Regions from separate parts of the Homo sapiens genome. Here region 2 is linked to region 1. Evidence: chromatin contacts called from ENCODE Hi-C data. All regions are on one chromosome and are shown on one strand. Each heading gives the region's core, a stretch centred on a gene start or an enhancer-like site at or near the end of the contact. The rest is flanking DNA. Distances are from core to core; before and after follow the strand shown.

Evidence for each region. A loop is a pair of places that touch in the nucleus more often than their neighbours do. Pooled maps may share reads with other maps.
Region 2: a pooled map shows a loop between it and region 1 (20-fold over the local background). The contact joins the promoter of ZNF646 here to the promoter of SBK1 in region 1. A Hi-C loop is called at or near these places in 4 of 50 pooled maps.

What each region holds. Positions count from the first base shown.
Region 1 is chr16:28,289,233-28,294,949 of GRCh38, forward strand. SBK1 (SH3 domain binding kinase 1) reads left to right here and starts at 3,293. Exons shown (of 4, transcript NM_001024401.3): 1 at 3,293-4,068. It overlaps LOC124903670 (a long non-coding RNA gene), which reads right to left and starts at 2,833. Exons shown (of 2, transcript XR_007065033.1): 1 at 2,535-2,833. RefSeq lists silencers at 2,785-2,956, 3,164-3,393.
Region 2 is chr16:31,071,012-31,076,728 of GRCh38, forward strand. It overlaps ZNF646 (zinc finger protein 646), which reads left to right and starts at 3,411. Exons shown (of 3, transcript NM_014699.4): 1 at 3,411-3,620; 2 at 5,235-5,717. The coding sequence starts at 5,314. ZNF668 (zinc finger protein 668) reads right to left here and starts at 3,229. Exons shown (of 3, transcript NM_024706.5): 1 at 2,648-3,229. RefSeq lists enhancers at 2,105-2,905, 2,197-2,491, 3,111-3,644, 3,150-3,289, 3,645-4,177 and a silencer at 2,380-2,839.

The DNA.
Region 1 (5,717 bases), core at 2,043-4,542:
TCTGCACACCCAATAACTCAAATCCCTCTATTAGTTTATTTACGGCACTAAGGCCTTGGAGAGGATTAGAACAAAGTTAGAATGAAATCCGAAACTCCTCTACATTGGCAGGACAAGGAGTGTGGGAGAGGAAGGGAAGACACAGAGTTCTTAGAAGAGAACTTGTTTGGAAAACAAGGAGGAAGGGAAAGGTGTTCCAGACAGAGGAAACCGAGTAGACAAAGGCGTGGAGGTATCAAAAGCAGATGTCAGGCCGGGTGAGGTGGTTCACACCTGTAATCCCAGCACTTTGGGAGGCTGAGGTGGACAGCTCACCTGAGGTCGGGAGTTCAAGACCAGCCTGGCCAACAATGGCAAAACCTCATCTCTACTAAAAATACAAAAATTAGCCAGGCGTGGTGGTACACACCTGTAATCCCAACTACTTGGGAGGCTGAGGCAGGAGAATCACTTGAACCCGGGAGACGGAGGCTGCAGTGAGCCAAGATTGTGCCATTGCACTCCAGCCTGGGCAATAAGAGTGAAACTCCATCTCAGAAAAAAAAAAAAAACAAAAACAAACAGATGTCAGGGCTGGGCGTGGTGGCTCACACTCGCAATCCCAGCGCTTTGGGAGGCTGAGGTGGATGGAAGGCTTAAGCTCAGGAGTTCAAGACCAGCCTGGGCAACATGGCAAAACCCCATCTCTACAAAAAATACAAAAATTAGCTGAGCCTGGTGGTGCACACCTGTAGTCCTAGTTACTTAGGGGGCTGAGGTGGGAGGATCACTTGATCCCAGGAGGTTGAGGCTGTAGTGAGCCATGATTGCACCACTACACTCCAACCTTGGTGACAAAGTGAGACCCTGTCTCAAAAAAAAAAAAAAAAGACAGAGGCAGATGTCCTAGAATAGCGTGGCTGAGGTCAAGGCCGAATGGAGAAGAGAGGTCCTTTGTAGGGGAATGGAGAGCAGGCTCTAAATGTTAAGGGCTTTGAATGCCAGGATAAGTAAGGTTAGACTTTACCCTGATGGTACACAGGAAGTCCTTGGCAGTTTTATGTAAGACAGCAACCCAACCCCATTTGTATTTTACAGACCTGATGATCCCAAAGGATTTGGATTCTAGAAAAAAGACAATCACCAGGCACGGTGGCTCATGCCTGTAATCCTAGCACTTTGGGAGGCTGAGGTGGGTGGATCACTTGAAGTCAGGAGTTTGAGACCAGCCTGGCCAACATGATGAAACCCCGTCTGTAGTAAAAATACAAAAATTAGCCAGGCATAGTGGCACACGCCTGTAATCCCAGCTACTCAGGAGGCTGAGCCAGGAGAATCACTTGAACCCCGCAGGCAGAGGTTGCGGTGAGGCAAGATCGTGCCATTGCACTCCAGGCTGGGCAGCAGAGCAAGACTCTGTCAAAAAAAGAAGGAAGGTAGGAAGGCAGGAAGGAAGGAAAGAAGAAAGGAAGGAAGGAAGGGCGGGGAGAGAAAAAGAAAGAAAGGAGAAGAGAAGAGAAGAAAAGAAAAGAGAAAAAAGACAATCTAGACAGAGGCAGGAGGCCGACAAGTTAAGAACTGAAACAATATTCTCAATGGTAGAGGTTGCCAACCTATGGTCTGGGGGCCAGATTTGTCTGCAAAGTGTGTTTCATTTGGCCCATTCAATATTTCCGAATTTTGGGAATTCGTTTCAAACATTTAAAAGTTGGAAGATTTCTGGATGTCCTGCTTCTCTTTGAATATCATCCAGCCACGCACAGCCCACGATGTCTCCAGTTCCCCTCTTCTCCACCCTCTCTATCACTTTACATGCGACCCCAGTCGCTCATGTCTGCGCCTGTAGGTACTTGCGTTTGCAATCCCTGGCTCCTAAAGCTCTGGAAACAGTCGGGAGTGGCTGGGAGGATTACGCTGGGTTGAGAAAACAGCCTGATCAAAAACTTAGAAGAAATAGGGGCAGTCATAAAAAATGATGAGTTCATGTCCTTTGTAGGGACATGGATGAAGCTGGAAACCATCATTCTCAGCAAACTATCGCAAGGACAAAAAACCAAACACCGCATGTTCTCACTCATAGGTGGGAATTGAACAAAGAGAACACATGGACACAGGAAGGGGAACATCACACACCAGGGACTGTTGTGGGGTGGGGGGAAGGGGGAGGGATAGCATTAGGAGATATACCTAATGCTAAATGACGAGTTAATGGGTGCAGCACACCAACATGGCACACGTATACATACGTAACAAACCTGCATGTTGTGCATATGTACCCTAAAACTTAAAGTATAATAATAATTAAAAAAAAGAATGAAAAAGAAATGCTTTTGAAGCTTGAAGCTAAAAAAACAAAAAAAAAAGAAAGAAATAGGGAAGGCGTCCTATTGGGGCTTTCTCACTAGGGAAAGAGTGAGCTGCAGGGAGGAGAAAGAACAGGGCCTGGAAGGACGAGCTGTCCCTATCTCATCTCTGTCCCCATCCACCCACTTCATCCAGGCCACCAATTTCCGGTTATCAAACAGACAATGCAACATCCCTTACACCTGCTGTACCTCTGCCTAGAATCTCCTTTCTTCCCTTCTATCCGGCGAGCAGTTCCTCCCAGCTGCACTCCTGGACTAGTCACTGCCTATTTGCAGCAGGGATCGCAAAGGCGACCTCAGTTGGATAGGGCAACCACCCAGGCCCAAGTTTATGACCTCTTCCCCAAGAAGACTGTGAGTTCTCTGACGTCTCGCTGGAAATAGGATGCATGGATGGATGGATGGATGGATGGACGGACGGATGGATGGATGGATGGAAGCGCAGGCAGGCAGGCGGACGCATGGATGAATGAAATGCATATCCGAATGCAGAACCTGGATTTGTTTTCCCTCCTTCAAACACACACAGGCTCCGCCCCACTAGCACAGACCGGGACAGTCTGGGGCAGTCTCGTCCCGCAGGGCCCAGAAAGCTGGACCAGGTGACCCTCTCAGACTCCCCCGAGTCCTCTGTAACCTCGTTCTCGCCCCCTCGTGGGCTCTGACCTAGAAAAGGAGTGGGGTGGGTGGGGGGTGGGGGGTGGGAGCCAGCTCGGGAGCCACCGGCGCTAGGACCCAGCGCGGCCGGAAGGGGGTGGGGGCGCCGCGCGGGGAGAATCTGCGCTCCGCGGCGCGCGGCGGGAGGGCGGGCGCGCGGCGGGTGAGCGCGCTTGCGCGAGGGCGCGCGCCGAGCGGGACGGACAAAGGGGCGGGCGGCGGCGCGCGAGCCGGAGGGCGGAGCCGCGGGCCGGGCGGGCAGGTGCGCGCTGGCTGGAGGGCGGAGCCGCGATGCCGCGATGGAGCGCAGCCCGGGCGGGCGCCGGGGCCGGGGCCCGAGCGCCAGGCGGAGCGCGAGCTGGAGCCGCAGCCGGAGCCCGGGCCAGGCCGGGGGCCGGGAGCGCAGGGCCGGGCTGCTCGTAGCGGCGGCGACCGAGCCCCCCAGCGGCTGAGGGGCTTCCAGCGCCCGCCGGTGGCCGGGACCCACTAAAGCCCCCGCAGCCGAGGAGTGCGGGGAGCCCCCTTCCACATCCAGGATCCGGCGAGCCTCGGGGAAGAGGGGGGGCCCTCCCGGATCCGACACCGAGCGACTCCCCTGCGGGGAAAGCGGAGACTTCCTCGGTATTTAGAAGACAGCAAGCCCCCTACGGCACCGCAAGGACTCCCCCTCCTCAGTCTGGGCCCCCGCCCCAAGACCTAGAACGCAGTGCCCCCAGGCCGGGATTGCGAGAACCCCCTCCCAAGATCCGGTCATTACAACTCCACACCTCAAGACAAGAAGACCCAGCTCAGAACGCCCCTAGATCAGGGGATCCCAATTCCCCCCAACTCCGGTACATAGAAATCCCAAATCTAGGCAGCCGGGGACAGCAAGAGACACTCTCACCAGCAAGAAGCCTCGGGGATCCCCCCCCTAAAGCTCCAGGACTTGGGCGACTGAGCCCCTGGCGGCACCGCTTGCACCCCGGTCCATGGTCGTGGCGCCCTGAGCCCCCGGGGCCGGGCAGACGAAGACCGCGACGGCGCCCAGGCCCCCTGCCGCGGCGTCCCCGCGGCCCCAGCCCAGGTAAGCCGGGCCCAGGTGAGGGGCGGCAGGTGAGTGGCCACCGAGGTCCCCATAGCCCTGCAGGTGGGGAAGGAAGTATCGGGTTGCGCGCTCCCCCTTCCCCAGCGTCGCCATGGAGCCGAGGCTGAAGGACGTCTCTTTGTGTCTCGCTTGGAGGAGCCGCCCCCTCCTCCTCTCCCTTCCCCCACCCCACTCCCTAGCCTTGAGGCTCGGGCGCAGCTCCCCGGCCCCACGGAGGAGTGGTGGTGGAGCCCGTTGTGCCATGGAGAGGGGGGAAGAGGGCGGAGAGTCCCCCCCCAAAAGCTGCGAGCCTGGAGGTTGGCCCCCAGGTCCTTGGAGTGTGAATACCCCTCCCCCACGGCCAAGCTGAGCTTCTAGTGAAGTCCCCCCGAGAGGGGAAAATTTGGGGGTGCCCACAGGTGAGGGGGGCTGCCTTATGTGGCCCTGGGTGATGGCTGGGGCTTCGGGTGTGTGTCTTTGTCTGTGAGAGTGCGGGGAAGGGGTGTGTTTGAGCGGATGAATGGGAATCGCATCTTCCCTGTGACTCTGCTGCCCGACCCAGGCCACACTGGCGGTCTTTACCTAAACCATACTTTGTACTCCCTGTGGGACAGGGAGGGAGTAAGTACCCCCCAAAGTGAGGCGCTAGTTTCTGGGGAGGAGAGGTAGCCTAGATGAAGAAGCTATTTCAGGTCAGGGCACCGTTCTGTTCCCATTTGTCCCAGGGACAGCAACCCAAGTCTTTCCCTTCCCCTCCTAACCTGGAGAACACCCAGGTTAAACCAAGGGTTGGCTCAATGTGTCCCAGACAACCAAGGGCCAATTCCAGGGTCTCACTGTGGCTTTCCAGGTGGTACACACGGCCGTACCCCAGCCTGGCCCTCAGTGAGGTCCTGAACCCCAGGCTCTACCGCATATGAGGAAGCCGAGAGACCCTAGGGGACATTGTACCCTGAAATCCTGAATCAGATCCTGAGAAGGGGCTGGACTGCATGGAAAGAACACACTCTGGGCTGCTGGGAGTTCCTCTCATCTCTTCTCTCTGAGCCTTCTGCAGACAAGCAGTGATGCTGGACCCATTTGATAGGTGCACAAACTGAGGCTCGGGAAGGCAGGACCCAGGATACAGCTAGCCCTGCCAGTAGCTCCTTCACTTATTCATTCAACAAACCTGTCGCCAATGTCTGTGATGGACCATGCGCTAGAGTCAGGGTCCTTTTCCCCACTTCATTCCTATCTCCTTTCTTGATGTCTCCTGATCATCAGACCCCTGGGCACGTCCCATTGGGCCTGTTGAAGTGGACCGGGCCAGGTCCAGCTGAGAGATTCTTGACCCTACACCTGAAGCAGCTGATCCCTGTCCTGCTACAGCCTTGGGAGCCCTGAGCCTGGGTGGCTGACTCCTCATCTCCCACCTTCCCAGCACCAAGTGCCCCCACCCCCACCTGCTGCTGGCACTGACCCAAGGGTGAGGATGTGACCAGCTGGAGACGAGGGTAGGGGGCACTTGATGCGGGCAGACCTCTGGCAGCCTCTCCTGCCAATTTCAGGACAGTTGAGGCAGCCACCTTCAGCACAGGCTGTGGGGGAATCAGGTGCCCTGAAGACTGAGTGACCTTGGGCAAGCACGTGGCCCTTCCCAGAGAAAA
Region 2 (5,717 bases), core at 2,161-4,660, 2.8 Mb after region 1:
CCACCACAGCCAGCTAATTTTTTGTATTTTTAGTAGAGATGGCCATGTTGGCTAGGCTGGTCTGGAACTCCTGACCTCAGGTGATCCACCCACCTTGGCCTCCCAAAGTGCTGGGATTACAGGCTTGAGCCACCATGCCCGGCCTATTTATTTCATTTTTATTTATTTATTTTCTTTGAGAGAAAGTCTTTGTTGCCCAGGCTGGAGTGCAGTGGCTGCATCTCAGCTCACTGCAGCCTCCACCTCCCGGATTCAAGTGATTCTCCAGCCTCAGCCTCCCGAGTAGCTGGGACTACAGGCGAAAGCCATCACACCTGGCAAACTTTTGTATTTTTAGTAGAGACAGGGTTTCACCACATTGGCCACGCTGGTCTCGAACTCCTGACCTCAAGTGATCCGACCGCCTCAGCCTCCCAAAGTGCTGGGATTACAGGCGTGAGCCACCGTGCCTGGCCTTTATTTTTATTTAGAGATTGGGTCTCACTCTGTCACCCTGGAGTGCAGTGGCTCAATCATAGCTCACTTCAGCCTCAAACTCCTGCACTCAAGCAATCCTCCTGAGTAGCTAGGACTATAGGCACCCACCACCACACCTCGCTAATTTATTAAAAATTCTTTGTATATAGAGATGGAGGTCTCACTACGCTGCCGACAGTGGTCTCAAGAACTCCTGGCTTCAGATGCTCCTCCACTATGGCTTCCTAAAGTGCTGTGATTACAGGCATGAGCCACAGTGACCAGCACCCCTCCTCTCTAATTTCCTTTATGGTGTCATCTGGACAATACTCCTTGCAAGCTTACCATGGGCAAGGTATCATTCTAAGCATTTTGTGCATAATACTCAACTACTCAAGCCAACTGCACAGCTGCCTAGCAGTTCATTATGAGTGAATGTTTGTGTTCCCTGTCCATTCATATATTGAAATTCTAACTCTCATTGTGACTGTATTTGGAGACAAGGCCTTTATGGAAGTAATTAAGGCTGAATGACGTCATAAGGGTATGGCCCTGGTCCAGTAGGATTAGCGTTCTTATGAGAAGTGACACCACAAAGAAACAAGCTTACTAGTCACGGTCCCAGCCAGTGTTCAAATCCCAAACACCTGCTCTCTGAGCCCTGACTATTGCTTTGCTAGCATTACACATCTTATGGTTTGGCTGTTAATTCTTCATCACCAGCACCAGAGTCCAGGCTGGCAAAGGGCTAGGAAACCGATCATCTGCCTCCTCTACACCCAGAACCCTGTGTGGTGACCCAAAACAAATGGAAAGAACCAACCTCAGATGAAATTTGAACCCAGGTCTGTAGCCTCTGCCTCCTCCACAGTAGGAGTTTGTGAGAATGTCCACCAATAACTGTTTATTAACTAAATTCCTCCACCTTTCCAACTCCACAAGGCTCAACTATTGCCCCAATATCCCACAGTGGGCTCCCTGTCGTGGCGATGAAGCCTTGCTTTGCCTCACTACTGGCTTAGGAAGGGGATGAAGTTCTGCTGTCTCACTAGGCAAGCAAAGATTCAATTTCCAAAAATCCTAGGCTAGGACCCTGGGGCAGGGATGAGGAGAAAAAGGAGGCACCTCAATCTTCCCATCTCTAAACAAGCAGTCACCACACAGGCCTCACGGCCAGGAGTGACGTAGTGAGCGGATGAACCCTGCAGAAGTGAGCGCTAATCATATCCTAGGCCTCCTACCGGGCCAGTTCACAACCTGATCCCAACCTACTTTTCCAGCCTCAGCTCCAGCGACAGAGTCCTCCTCCCGGCAGCGACCGAACCTCCAGCCACAATTCTCAATCCTCCACCTCTAGATGCAGTTTCCTGGGCTCGGGGAGCCCTTGCCTGCCTTCTCCAACGGGAAAGCCCCTTTACATCCTTCAAGAACCCCCTTCCCTAGTGCCCTCAGGAATACTTTATGGCAGTAGAGAGGTAAGGGCCCCACGCCGCTCTGGACCTCAGTTTCCTCATCAGTAAAATGGGGTCCCTTAAGTTTGTGGGAGTTTGAAGGGCGGTGGGGCCTACGAAGCGCGCCGAGGAGCCGAGAGTTGCAGAAACCCGGAGCTCCTCGCTCCTCGCAACCGTCTGTACGCGGCGCCCCCGCCAGCCAGGCAGCCCCTGGAGGGCAGGACCCCGGTTATAAGCCTCAGAAAACGTGGCTTCGGAGGACGTGGCAAGGAGGACTGAACGAAGGATGAGGAGATGAACAAATGAATGGACGGAAGGCCGAATGAGGGACAAAGGCTTGCAAGATGGCGTTCTCTAGGACCGCGGGAGTGGTGGCCGGGCCTCAGCAGGGGAGGGGGCCGCCGGCGCCTGGGATCTTGCAGCGCGGGCCACGCGACCGGGACAAAAACCCAAAACATGGCGGGCTCTAGGACCCCCGGGACCACACCGCGCCGGGCCAGCAGCCGCGCGGGCCGAGCCTGGGTGTCCGCAGCCCAGAACCGCGGAGACAGCCGGCGGGTTCTAGGACCTGCTGGGCCCGCAATGCGCCCGGGGCCGCTCACAGCCCGCCCCGCCCGCGCTGCTCGCGCTGGGCCAACCCGGCCCGCCCTCGGCGCCCGCAGGGAAACTGAGGCCAGCTCGGATCGTGGCCGCGTGGGAGCTGCCCGGGGCCCTCGCGGCTTCCCGCCGACGTTTCCTACCTGATGAGACTTGTGCTGACTCCGTGGCGTCGGCGTCGGCTCCTCGCACCGACGGAGCCCGGACCCTGCCAAACAGGGGCCGGCGCTAGGACCCAGCGGGGGGCGGGGAGGTGGGACCGGTGGCGCGGCGAGCGGAAGTGAGGGATCTTCCTCAGCTAGGAAGGAAGGGAAAGTTCCCGGGGAACCTCCAGCCTATGGCGGCAGAGAAGCATCTTGCAAGAGGTCTCTGTGTGTGCTGAGGCAAGGGGACGCCAGGCAGGCTGACGGTATACGCCCGCCTTGTGTTAGTCTGGGGCCAGGTCACCGGCAATGTCTTCAAGAACCAGAAGGTGGGAGGACAAAAAGGCCATGCTCAAGCTCTGCAAAACCTAAGTCCAATTATATTCCACAACATTTCCTTTAATAGCAAGGAGTGGGTTTCACGAAGTTTTCTCCATCTGCCTTGGGAAAAGTCCTCCAGAGAGCCCCACGAAAAGTGTCACCAAAGTACTGTGGCCAGGGCTGTAGAATCTTTTTCTCCCTTTCTGCGCCTATTCAATATGCACCGGAACGATTCTAGCTGCTCTTGCCGGAAGTGTGGCTAGCTTAGCGTGCAAAGACGCCGCGTTGTGACCTACGTGGGCGGAGTCAGCCGTGCAGACCTAGAACTTAGCGCCGGAAGTGTGTCTGCGTAAAACTGCGGCTCGGAGGCGGGACAGGCAGTGCTCCCGAAGCGGAAGTTTCGCGGGGAAGCTTTTGCACCTAAGGACACTTCCTGTTTCCTAGTAACAATAGGAAGTGTCCGTAGAGCTGGGAGTAGACTCCTGGCTCATGCCAGCTGCGCCCTCTTTTCTCTACCTCCTTCCTCTTCCCCCCTTCTCCTTTCCCTCTTTCCCTTCCCTCCCACCTCCCGGGAACCCTGGCTGAGTGTGCGTGTGTGGGAGCGCGAGAGCCCCCCGACAGCCACCCCTTGGGGCGCGCGGCTGCAGTTAGGGTAAGGGTCCCAGTGCGCAGGCGCGCTCTTGTTCGCGGTCCCCAACTGACGCGCCCGCGGCGGGAAGGAGAGGGGGCCGCCGGTGCGAGGTAGGCGTCCTGAGAGGAAATTGGCAGACGAGATGAGTGAGGTCAGAGGACTTCATTGGTGGTTGACTAGGGGAGGGGACTTTTGATCAAAGGGGCTTTGTGAGGTGAGAATTCCGGGGGCAGGTTCAGTGAAGGGGTTTACGGTCGGAGACAGTTGTACTGGGGTCCCATGGGAAGAAGAGTCAGAGTTGGAGAAGGACAAGACGATGTAGGGGGCATGAGAGAGCAAGGGCTTTGGGATGAAGACCGCCTCAGTCAGGGGGTTTGCTGTTACGTGAACTAGAATAACAGGCATTGCCGTGTGTTCTGAGGATTGAGTAACACAATGAATATAGTTAGCACAGTGCCTGGCACATGGTAATATAATACTCTTCATGAGTTGCTGTCATCATCAGTATTAAGAGAGGAGGCAGAAGAAAAAAATGAGAAAGACTGGTGAGGGTAAGATCAGGAGGCATGGGAGAGAAAAGGTAGGCAATGAAGTGACATTACAACCTGGTATTGATGTTATTCCCAAGATGGAAGATAGTTTGAGTTCAAGGGAAGTAGATAAAAGAAGTCGCTAAGAGAGTCTTTTGGGGTTTTTTGTTTTTTTGAGATGGAGTCTCGCTCTGTCACCCAGGCTGGAGTGCTGTGGTGGGATCTCAGCTCACTGCAACCTCCACCTCCCAGGTTCAAGCAGTTCTTCAGCCTCAGCCTCCTGAGTAGCTAGAATTACAGGTGCCCACCACCACGCCCGGCTAATTTTTGTATTTTTAGTAGAGACAGGGTTTCACCATGTTGTCCAGGCTGGTCTTGAACTCCTGAACTCAGGTGATCCACCAGCCTCGGCCTCCCAAAGTGCTGGGATTACAGGCGTGAGCCACCACACCTGGCCCAGTTAAGAGAGTCTTAACTCTCTTAACTCTCTTGTCACAAGGAAAAGAGACCTTGTGACACTGAAATGACTCGGGGTGGTGGGGGAACAAGCCAGCCCTTTCCCTGAAGGAGGCCTCTAACCTCTCCTCTCAGGTCCTCAGCTATTAACTGGAGGAAACAGCTGCTTTTTCAGTGCTTCTCAGCTACTCTGTTTAGCTGAGAGATGAAGTAGGAAGATTTGGACTTCTCTTATTGAAAGGCCTAGAGAAGGTTTTGGTGTCCTTTTAAGATGTCACAGAAAATTTTTGTTTCAGGATTGTAGGGAGCAGATTCCTACTGTTCTTAAAGGACAGTAATGCCTTTTGAGTCTGGTCTGAAGAACATAACAGGTCTGTGATCAGAAGTAGGTTGCATCTCTCTCAACTTTAATTTCCTTAGCTATACCTGTAGGGATGACTTAAGCCTAGGGGAGCTCCTATATTTGGGAAGCTTGTGCACAGGGAAGCCTTAAATGATGGTGCCTGCAGATTGGATCTAGTAGAAATTAGGTCCTTGGGCATGGATGCTTGGGGAACCTCTCAGTGACCTCAGGTGAACTTGTTGCTCGTAGAGCCAAGAGGCGAAGTTAATTCAGGCCTTCCTTTTGACCACTGCCCCCTCTTCCTAGGCCTTGGCCCCTCCACCAGAGGAAGGTGCTGCCACGTGTCTGCTCCTTCTGAACCTCCAGGTTTCTGCTACGTTGCCCCATGGAGGACACACCCCCCTCACTCAGCTGCTCCGACTGTCAGCGCCACTTTCCCAGCCTCCCAGAGCTCTCTCGGCACCGAGAACTGCTCCATCCATCTCCCAACCAGGACAGTGAGGAGGCTGACAGCATCCCTCGGCCCTACCGTTGTCAGCAGTGTGGGCGGGGCTACCGTCACCCCGGGAGCCTGGTTAACCATCGTCGGACCCACGAGACTGGCCTTTTCCCCTGTACCACCTGTGGCAAGGACTTCTCCAATCCCATGGCTCTCAAGAGCCATATGAGGACACATGCTCCTGAGGGCCGCCGCAGGCACAGGCCCCCACGCCCCAAGGAAGCCACTCCACACCTCCAGGGTGAGACGGTGTCCACTGACTCCTGGGGCCAAAGGCTTGGCTCTAGTGA